Linked DNA regions of Homo sapiens: region 2 is linked to region 1. A link is an interaction called in ENCODE POLR2A ChIA-PET data of the cell type or tissue named here. Cell type or tissue: MCF 10A. All regions are shown on one strand. Links, peaks and the distances in the headings refer to the core of each region. The heading gives the core; the rest is flanking DNA. Region 1 has its middle 6.1 kb from the start of PTMA. Region 2 holds the start of LOC107985998 (a long non-coding RNA gene).

The links. Peaks named below come from ENCODE experiments on the same cell type or tissue, not always from the same donor. Only the 100,000 strongest peaks of a DNase experiment are listed, where the experiment ranks them.
Region 2: POLR2A ChIA-PET joins it to region 1 with 6 read pairs; 8 of 35 experiments call an interaction of 5 or more read pairs at or near these places.

The regions. Positions count from the first base shown.
Region 1 is chr2:231,699,706-231,705,078 of GRCh38, forward strand. No RefSeq gene overlaps it. Among named protein-coding and RNA genes, the nearest start is that of PTMA, 6.1 kb to the right of the region's middle. In MCF 10A, for the core only: no CTCF peak of the experiment used is centred there; a DNase peak (open chromatin) is centred at 2,376.
Region 2 is chr2:231,484,111-231,489,483 of GRCh38, forward strand. LOC107985998 (a long non-coding RNA gene) reads right to left here and starts at 440. Exons shown (of 2, transcript XR_001739927.3): 1 at 1-440. In MCF 10A, for the core only: no CTCF peak of the experiment used is centred there; no DNase peak of the experiment used is centred there.

The sequences.
Region 1 (5,373 bases), core at 137-5,136:
AGGCTCGGGAGAACTCACTGAGGCTGAGGACAGCTTGGGAAGCTCTCGGTCCAGGTGCTGACTGGCAGCTTTCCCCTCGGACTTCACATGTGCATGGGACTCGAGCTTTCCTGGAAAGGCGCCCACCTTGCCTTCCCCTCCCTGATGAGGCTTCACTTCTGGGTGATGCTGCATCCTATTTTGAGGTTTTCCTATAGAATTGTTCAAGTGAGATTCCTCCTGTGAGATTCTCAGAAAATGTCTTGGAGGAAAGAATGTTTCTGAAAGGAGCCTGAGAAATCTCTTCCCCTTCTAGAGACGCTTGCTCTGCCGGGAGCTAGAAAGGAACGGATCTCCATGCTCTGGACCTCATTAGCGAACCTTACCTTGGAGGCAGCTGAGAGCCCTCCCGAGGGGTCCTGATCCTGGGCACCAGCTCGCTCTGTGATCTACCTAAGCCCTTCAATCCCCCGACTCTGCAATGTGAAATCCAAATGCTCCCGGTGTCCTTGTAGCTCTGTCACCCTGGATTCTTGTGGCAAAGAGAGATGGATCTCAGTGGGAGGCTGGTTTTGGATGGAGGGCCACAGGGACTCATGGTCTTGGTGGTGGTTACAGATTTCTTGAGAAATGTCATTCTTTGGCCGGGCACAGTGGCTCACGCCTGTAATCCAGCACTCTGGGAGGCTGAGGCAGGAAGATCACTTAAGGGCAGGAGTGCGAGACCAGCCTGCATAACATAGGGAAACCCGGTTTCTATGAAAAATTAAAAAATTAGCTGGGTGTGGTGGTGCGCACCTGTAGTTCCAGCTACTTGGAGGCTGACGTGGGAAGATCACGTGAGCCCAAGAGGTTGAGGCTGCAGTGAGCAGAGATTGCGCCGCCACTACACTCCAGCCTGGGCAGCAGAGAGAGACCCTGTCTCAAAAAAAAAAAAAAAAAGAAAAAAGAAAAGAAATGTTCCCAGTATGTGATAAGGAGTGAACTAGTGAACTAGTATGAGCAACATGTCCCAGTTTGCCCAGGAGTTTTTCTAGTTGTGGCACTGAGAGTCCTGCATCCTGGGAATCCCTCAGTCAAACAGGGACTGTCGGTCACCCGTCGTCCGTAGCTCCCTGTGGTAGGAGGAGGGTGAGCCAGTCCGAGTTGGTGGTGTGTCCTCCCCTCGCCTCTGCCCTCTGCTCCTTACACCTTTCTCCCCAAACAAGGTGGGGAGATTCTCTGCCAGAGAAGGGAAGGTAGAAAAGACCTGTTTAAGATGAACAGAGAAGATGCAGTGAGCTGAGATCGTGCTGCTGCACTCCAGCCTCAGTGACATAGTGGGACCCTGTCTAAAAAAAAAAAAAAAGAGCTGGACACGGTGGCTCACACGCCTGTAATCCCAGCACTTTGGGAGGCCAAGGCAGGTGGATCACCTGAGGTCGGGAGTTCACGACCAGCCTGACTGAGATGGGGAAACCCTGTCTCTACTACAAATACAAAATTAGCCAGGCATGGTGACGCATGCCTGCAATCTCAGCTACTCAGGAGGCTGAGGCAGGAGAATTGCTTGAACCCAGGAGGCAGAGGTTGCGGTGAGCTGAGTTTGGTTTGCCCCATTGCACTCCAGCCTGGGCAACAAGGGTGAAACTCCTTCTTAAAAAAAAAAAAATTAACAGAGAAGGGGAAAGAGTAAGTGTCAGGATGTCGCAGAGCCTGCCCTCCTCACCCTCACGATTATCAGGGCTTGGCCTCCTGCTTGGCACGGGCACACAGACGCTCCTCAGGGCCTACTTGGGCCTCCTGGTCTTCGGGCTCCCATGTGGGGCCGCGCAGCAGGAAGTCACATAGTGGTGTCCAACCTTTCCTCGGGTGCAATGCTCTTGTGGGCATTCACAGGTAGGGTGCCCAGGTGTGTGCCTGCTCATGTGCTCCCCCAACTAGCACCTTTCCCTGCTGCCGTGCTGCTGGGCCCACCCACTCACGAACTGTAACCGGAACTTCAGCAAAACACCCACGGAACTCGAGCTATGCAAATAGGTGCACACACACGGAGGGATCCAGGGAAGAGAGCCAGGAAGTGACACAGGCAGGCAGAGGATTCCTGGAGGGATCTGAAGGAGCATGTGTACAGGGAGTCAAGGACTGGCACGATGGCCTTTTGCTGTCCGGGGGCAGTGGCGTCTGTGCACACTGCACACTCACCTCTCCCAGCCTCCTTACCTATGCTCATGCCCGGGCCCCACAGGCCTTGGCATCGGTTTGGGGACAGGCCTGGAACATTAAGAGACATTTCCCACCCTCTCCCTGTAGGAACCTCCCAGGGTGGCCAGACCTGTGTGAGTACCAGGAGCCAGGTCTCTGGCACAGCTCCCCAGGAGAATGGGCAGGCCTGGGCGTGCTGAGGGAGCAGGCGTTGGGGGCTCTTACACAATCCCAGCCAGGCTCGCAAGGCGGGAGGGTAGAAAGGCTCCTGGCAGCTCCCCAGGCCCTTATGCCTGGATAAGGAAACCACAGTCTGAAACTCCTGGGTTTCTGAAGGGCTGGAAGGCGGGATTTTTTGAGACCTGCTCCACTCCACCTGCCTCCCAGACTCTGTCATGCCTTTGAGGCCAGAGGGGCTGCCAAGCATGTCGGGCACCAAATCACAGGCTTCCAGAAACTAGAGAGGCCAGTGCCCTCATTTCCCACTGAATACGGAAAGAACTTGCTGAAGACATTGTTCCTTTGTCCAGAGTCCTACAAGCTCTGTAAAGCCAACCCACTTAGGTACAGATAGCAGCTGGAAAATGGGGTGCAGTGGTTTCCCAAATGTGTCGGACACTATTTTAAGCACTTTCTGAATATTAACTTATTCAATTCTCACAATAATCCTGCAAAGTAGGAACTATTATTGTCTTCTCTTTTTTATTTGTTTTTATTATTTTTTTAATATGAAGTCTCACTCTGTTGTCCAAGCTGGAGTGCAGTGGCGCTATATCAACTCACTACAACCTCCACCTCCCGGGTTCAAGTGATTCTCCTGCCTCAGCCTCCTGAGTAGCTGGGACTACAGGCACGCGCCACCATGCCTGGCTAATTTTTGTATTTTTAGTAGAGATGGGGTTTCACTATGTTGGCCATGCTGTTCTCTAACTCCTGACCTCGTGATCAGTCTGCCTCGGCCTCCCAAAGTGCTGAGATTATAGGCGTGAGCCACCATGCCCGGCCTCTCTTTTTTATTTTTAATTTTTATTTTTATTTTTTATTTTTTGAGAAGAAGTTTCACTCTTGTCACCCAGGCTGGAGTGCAGTGGTGCCATCTTGGCTCACTGCAACCTCCGCCTGCCGAGTTCAAGCGATTCTCCTGCCTCAGCCTCCCGAGTAGCTGGGATTACAGGTGCCCACCACCGCGCCCAGCTAATTTTTGTATTTTTAGTAGAGACGGGGTTTCACCACATTGGCCAGGGTGGTCTCGAACTCCTGACCTCAGGTGATTGCCCGCCTTGGCCTCCCAAAGTGCGGGGATTACAGGTGTGAGCCATCACACCCAGCTTATTTTTAAATTTATTATTATTTTTTATTTTTCTCGAGACGGAGTCTTGCTCTGTTGCCCAGGCTGGAGTGCAATGGAGCAATCTTGGCTCTGCAACCTCCACCTCCTGGGTTCAAGTGATTCTCCTGCCTCAGCTTCCAGAATAGCTGGATTATAGGCGTGCACCACCATACCCAGCTAATTTTTTGTATTTTTAGTAGAGATGGGGTTTTACTATGTTGGCCAGGCTGGTCTTGAACTCCTGATCTCGTGATCCGCCCGCCTCAGCCTCCCAAAGTGCTGGGATTACAGGCGTGAGCCACAGCGCCTGGCCTATTTTTTATTTTTTAAGACAGAGTCTTGCTGTGTTGCCCAGGCTGGAGTACAGTGACACCATCATGGCTCACTGCAGCCTCAACCTCCTGGACTCAAACAATCCACTCACCTCAGCCTTCTGAGTAGCTGGGACTACAGGCACATGCCACCATGCCCGGCTAATTTTTAAAAAATTTTTAGAGTCGATGTTTCGTCATGTTGCCGAGACTGGTCTCCAACTCCGGAGCTCAAGCAATCCTCCTGCTTAGGCCTCCCAAAGTGCTGGGGATAGAGGTGTGAGCCACCACACCTGGCCGTCCTCTCTGTTTCTTAGAGGAGAGAAAGTAACTTGCCCAATTCACAAAGCTAGTGTATGTCAGGGCTGCCATTTGAACCCAGGCAGCTTAAAAATTCATTCTGCCTGATCTTTTGGGGATCAAGCAGATTTGTGAGATAACCAATTAGAAATATGTTGTAAATGGCTTTAGGAGCAGGCTTAGTTGCAAACTGAAGTGCCCACAGGGCCAGGCAGATGAAATCAATGTGTTACTCAGGCTGGGCGGGGAGAGGCCTGTGGGCCATGTGGACAGTGTGTAGACCACCCAGAGGTGTCCCTGTGAAAATTCCCCCAAAACAAGCCAGGCACAGTAGCAAGCATCTGTTGTCCCAGCTACTCAGGAGGCTGAGGTGCGAGGATAGCTTGAGCTCAGGAGTTGGAGTTCAGCTTGGGCAACATAGCAAGACCCCATCTCAAAACAAAACAAAACATGCCTGGAGGACATATTGGGTCCCTTGCTCACAGCAGCTCTAGCCGAAGCCCACTGTATCTCAGGCTGGGGTCAGGAAAGCAGGCTTACCAGGGCACACCAGCTTGTCTTGGGGGGTTTGAAGGGCAAGGTCACCAAAGTGCCTGACTTCCTCTGTAATAACAAAGGGCATGAGATGTATCAATGAGTGGAAGTGACAGAGGACAGGAAGAATAGTCTGTTCAGAAACAGCAAAAGAGGGCCGGTGTGGTGGCTCATGCCTGTAATCCCAGCACTTTGGGAGGCTGAGGCGGGCGGATCACTTGAGGTCAGGAGTTTGAGACCACCCTGGCCAACATGGTGAAACCCCGTCTCTACTAAAAATACAAAAATTAGCTGGGCATGGTAGCAGGTACCTGTAATCCTGGCTTCTCAGGAGGCTGAGGGAGGCAGGAGAATCACTTGAACCCACGAGGCGGAGGTTGCAGTGAGCCAAGATCATGCCAATGCACCCCAGCCTGGGCAACAGAGTGAAACTTCGTCTCAAAAAAAAAAAAGCCTGGCACGGTGGCTCACGCCTGTCATCCCAGCACTTTGGGAGGCCGAGGTGGGCGGATCATGAGGTCAGGAGTTTGAGACCAGCCTGGACAATATGGTGAAACCCCGTCTGTACTAAAAATACAAAAATAGTAAACCCCATCTGTACTAAAAATACAAAAATTGGCCAGGCATGGTGGTGCACGCCTGTAGTCCCAGCTACTCGGGAGGCTGAGGCAGAAGAATCCCTTGAACCCGGGAGGCGGAGGTTGTGGTGAGCTGAGATCACGCCACTGCACTCCA
Region 2 (5,373 bases), core at 141-5,140, 220 kb before region 1:
TCCTGCGGTCTGGACGTGGGGGCCCGCGGACCCAGCGTGGGGGCGCTGTGGGTGACAGAAGGTGGTGGAGCAGAGGCGGCTGCAGTGTGGACTCAAAAGCACGTGGGGGTGGGGGGTGGGGCAAGAGCAATCAGGTGGTCTGCGCCTGCTCTGCGACTTCCCAGCTGTGCGACCCTGGGAAGTTACCTCACCTCTTTGAGGCTCAGGCTTCCCTCATCTGTAAAATGGAAGAATAGGATCGACTTTGCAGGGTATCTGTGGGGATTCTTGATATACAGACCATATGAAAGACCTTCCGTAAGAGAGGGATGCTTTTCTGCCTAGATTTTATAGCCTCTATCCTTGTATTAAAATTGATTATCAAAATGTTTACGATTTCCCCTGCCCTTAGAAATAACAGAATCATGGCTAGGCGCGGTGGCTTACGCCTGTAATCCCAGCACTTTGGGAGGCCGAGGCGGGTGGATCACCTGAGGTCAGGAGTTCCAGACCAGCCTGGCCAACATGGCGAAACCTCATCTCTACTAAAAATACAAAAAAAAAAAAAAAAAATTATCCGGGCATGGTGGCACGCACCTGTAATCCCAGCTACTTGGGATTCCCTCTTGTGAAAGGTGGGAGAGGGGAGAAGGGACAGGAGAGGTAACACTTCTCTGAGTCCAACTCACCCTTGAACAACACAGGTTTGAACTGTGGGTCCATGTCTGTGCCTTGACCACCCCTGAGGCAGCATGATCAACCCCTCCTCCTCCTCTTCCTCAGCCTACTCAATGTGAAGATGAGGATGAAAACCTTTATAATAATTCACTTACACGTAATGAATAGTAAATTTTTTCTTATGATTTTCTTTTTTTTTTTTTGAGATGGAGTCTGCTCTGTTGCCCAGGCTGGAGTGCAGTGGCATGATCTTGGCTCACTGCAACTTCCACCTCCTGGGTTCAAGCAATTCTCTCTGCCTCAGACTCCTGAGTAGCTGGGACTACAGGCACCCACCACCATGGCTGGCTAATTTTTTTTTTCTTTGTATTGTTAGTAGAAACAGGGTTTCGCCATGTTGCCCAGGCTGGTCTTGAACTCCTGACCTCAGGTGATCTGCCCACCTCAGCCTCGCAAAGTGTTGGGATTACAGGCATGAGCCACTGTGCCCGGCCTTTCTTAATAACATTTTCTGTATTGTAAGATACAGTATGTAATACATATAACATACAAAATATGTGTTAATCAACTGTTCCTGTTATTGGTAAGGTTCCCAGTCAACAGCAGCCTATCAGTACTTATGTTTTTGGGGAATCAAAAGTTATATGTGGATTTTCAACTACACAGGGGGTTGGCACCTCTAACTCCTGCATTGTTCAAGAGTCAACGGTACATCTTTGTATAATTCTGACTTATAGAACTATTTGTGTTTCATAGAAAAAAAAATTTAAATCAACAAGGAATTGGAGAAGGGTGGTAGAGATGGCCCAAAATGGAATACGAACAGAAACAAGTGAACTTGCTGTTTTACAAATGAATAACGTGCACTCGGGCATCCTAGGGGAGCAGTGACCTATGTAGCTTTAGAAACAGTGTTTTGACTATATGCTCTATGACTAAAGGGGAGAAAAACTGCACAATATTTTGCCGTTGGTAGAGGAGCACACATCTCACATCTAACTCACATCTTTCTTTTTCACAGAGGTGTGAGTTAGAAATCCATGAACTACTTGATGTGGATTCTGGCACTGAGCAAGTATATATACTGCAGCTAGCAAGAGCCAGATTTCTCACCATCAGGAAAATGGCTAAAAATAAGGAAAGGGGATGGATGCAGTGGCTCATGCCTGTAATCCCAGCCCTTTGAGAAGCTGTGGCAGAAGAACTGCTTGAGGTCAGGAGTCCAAGACCAGCTAGGGCAACATAGCAAGACCCCTATCGCTACAAAAAAGATAAAACATAAAAAATTTAGCCAGGTGTGGTGGTGCACACCTGTAGTCCCAGCTACTTGGGAGGCTGAGGCAGAGGATCACTTGAGCCCAGGAATTCAAGGCCACAGTGAGCTATGATCGCACCACTGCAGTCCAGCCTGAACAACATAGTGAGACCATGTCTCTAAAAAATTAATAAGAAGAGTAGGCTAGAATGAACATTATGGTGTTGGACTGGCATTGGAGACATCACTGTGAACTCCTGGTTTTTAAAATACATACAGATATAGAAAGAGCTTTAGAGATGCACATGTGTGGACATGTATTTCCTAACTCTATCCACTGGAAGGGCCTAAAAGTACTAACACCCAATACCACTGAACTCACCCAACACCCAGATCTTGTTTTTTTTGTTGTTGTTGTTGTTTGGTTTGGTTTGGTTTTGTTTGAGATGGAATTTCGCTCTTTCACCCAGGCTGGAGTGAAGTGGCCCAATCTCGGCTCACTGCAACCTCCACCCCCTGGGTTCAAACAATTCTCTTGACTCAGGCTCCTGAGTAGCTGGGATTACAGGTGCCCACCACCACGCCCAGCTAATTTTTGTATTTTTAGTAGAGACAGGGTTTCGCCATGTTGGCCAGGCTGGTCTCAAACTCCTGACCTCAGGTGATACACCTGCCTCGGCCTATCAAAGTACTGGGATTACAGGCATGAGCCACTGTGCCTGGCCAGATCTTGGTTTTGAATGCTGTTCTCAATAAAAGGCACCAAGACTCTGGAAGAAACGAATATTTCCAGGGCTATGGCAAGGAAAGTACAAGCTGAGCTTTCAACATCTTGTGGAGCCAAAAGGCAAAGCCTCTGACAAGCTGTGGGGAAAGTCATCAGAGGAACATCAGCATGGAGTGGACAGTAGAGGGAGGGGACAGCCTGCGAAGCCTTCAGAGAGGAGGGAAATGAGAAGAAGGAGACTTCAAGGGCGAGGAAAGGGTGGCGGTGTCAGATGTTGCCGAGATTAAGATCAGATCTAAAAACCATCTTTCTAGAAGCCTTTGCTGCAGATGTCCCTGGTGTCCTTGAGAAAAGAGTTTTGATGGGGGGCTGAGGAGACGTAACAGGTGTCACAGGTGCACAGAGGAGTTGTAGATGAAGAACAGCAGTCAGGGAATTGGGGGACTATTCCAAGACCTTTGGCTGTGAACAGAAGGAGAGGGCAGGATTGGAAGGGGGCACACGCTTAGGGAGAGGCTTGGTTCTGGATTCTCTTGAGAACATGGCAGCCTCAACAGGAGCCAAGGGCAGTAGAGACAGGCTAGCTGCTCAGCCAACCCATTCCCTCTTCTTCCTGATGTGTAGCTGCAGCACCTGCCCAGCCTCCTTGGGACTAGAGGTGTGGCACAGGACCATGAGTGGTGAAAACATATCTAGGCCTGGCCTGCACCAAGTGCTCCCACTGGATCCTCCTTGTTCTCTCCTATCTACTTGCTGAATGAAGATCTTTCCAATGACCCAGAACAGGACAGAGGAACAAAACAGAGGAAGCCTGGGTCCCCAGATGACCACACAGAAGGCCACCTGCCCAGGAATACCCCACTCTGAATGTAGCATGAGTGAGAAACAAACACTTAACTGTGTTGCACTGCTAAGAACTGGGGTCCATCCACTATAGCAGGTAGAGTTAACCTAATAAACTGGTTAAGGACATTCTTGTACCTCCATGCAATGGAGCACTACAGCTATAAAAACAAAGGGAGCAGCTGTTCATTACAGATATGAAATGATCTCCAAAATACTTTCAACGACAAAAAGGCAAGGTATAGGAAAATGTGTTATAGCTTGTTGCTATGTGTCAAAAATCGGTAGGAAGCCAGGCGTGGTGGCTCACGCCTGTAATCCCAGCATTTTGGGAGGCTGGGCCAGGCGGATCACGAGGTCAGGAGATCGAGACCATCCTGGCTAACATGGTGAAACCCCGTCTCTACTAAAAATACAAAAAATTAGCCGGGCGTGGTGGCACGCACCTGTAGCCCCAGCTACTTGGGAGGCTGAGGGAGGACACTTGCTTGAACCCGGGAGGCGGAGGTTGCAGCAAGCGGAGATTGCACCACTGCACTCCAACCTGGGTGACAGAGCAAGACTCTGTCTCAAAACAAAACAAAACAAAATCGGTAGGAAAAGAATACATAATTCCTTGTCTTGAACAGTGGAAGACAAGAAGAAGCCAATAATATTGGCTCCTTCTATACAAAGGAGCTGGGTAGCTAGAGGATGAGTGGGAGACTTCCACTTGTACCTATTGAATTTTGAGTAGTGTCAATTTTATACATTTTTTAAAATAGACATGTAAAGGGAGTGTGCCAGAGATGTGGGCATATTGTTACAAAAGCCAGTAGAAACAAAATTTCTAAAAAGACAGAGAGAAAGCAGACAGCGGATAGAGGGAAGTCCTTGAGCCCTTGAAGGCAGGGGATGGAGAGTGGAGCGTAGGGAGAGGGAGCTGCCACGGCTGGGAGGAAGGCCACTGAGGACAGGAGGTAGGATGCTGGAGACGTCAGAGCAGGCAAGCATGTAGGGTGAGTATGCGGGAGCAGGAAGGTGGTGGGGAGATTTCTCTCAAATGGCTTTTATCAGGAGATGAAGTTACCTAATAAAAATGAGATGGTGGCTCTGACTCCAGGGAAGAACAGGAGGACAAAGGAAATAAAAGCTTGTAGGGGAGCACTGCTGGCCCAGATGAGACTGGAGCCACAAGCTTAGAATGAAACCAACCAGCCCGAGGTAGGATTTCTGCTAGCACCCCAAAATAGGGGAGGAGCATGGGACATGTATTAATTGACTCAGGATAGAAATTTCTATGGAGCAGGTGACAGAGGGGCTGGGAAGACCAGAGATTTAGGGATATTGGCAAGAGTGGTAAGTTGGTCCATGTGGGACAGGATGCATCCGAAAGGAGATTTTGAAGGGGACTGACAGACTTGGGAGAAAGAGAAATCAGAGAGCTGGAGATGTTATTGAGGGGAAAAGAACCTAAGAATAGTGCAAGCAACTGAGAGTGAGGAGTCCCATTCACATTTTCACGGGTGAAGGAACGCTTACAGACTTTTTTTTTTCTTGAGAGAGTTTCGCTCTTGTTGCCCAGGCTGGAGTGCAATGGCACGATCTCAGCTCACCACAACCTCCACCTCCCAGATTCAAGTGATTCTCTTACCTCAGCCTCCCGAGTAGCTGGGATTGCAGGCATGCGCCACCATGCCCGGCTAATTTTGTGTTTTTAGTAAAGATGGGGTTTCTGCATGTTGGCCAGGCTGGTCTCGAACTCCTGACCTCAGGTAATCCACCCGCCTTGGCCTCCCAAAGTGCTGGGATTATAGGCATGAGCTACCACGCTAGGCCCCACCTATGGACTTCTTAAGGCAGGTAAACACCTGGGACCTGAATATCCAGGACCAGCTGGGAGGCTGAGGTC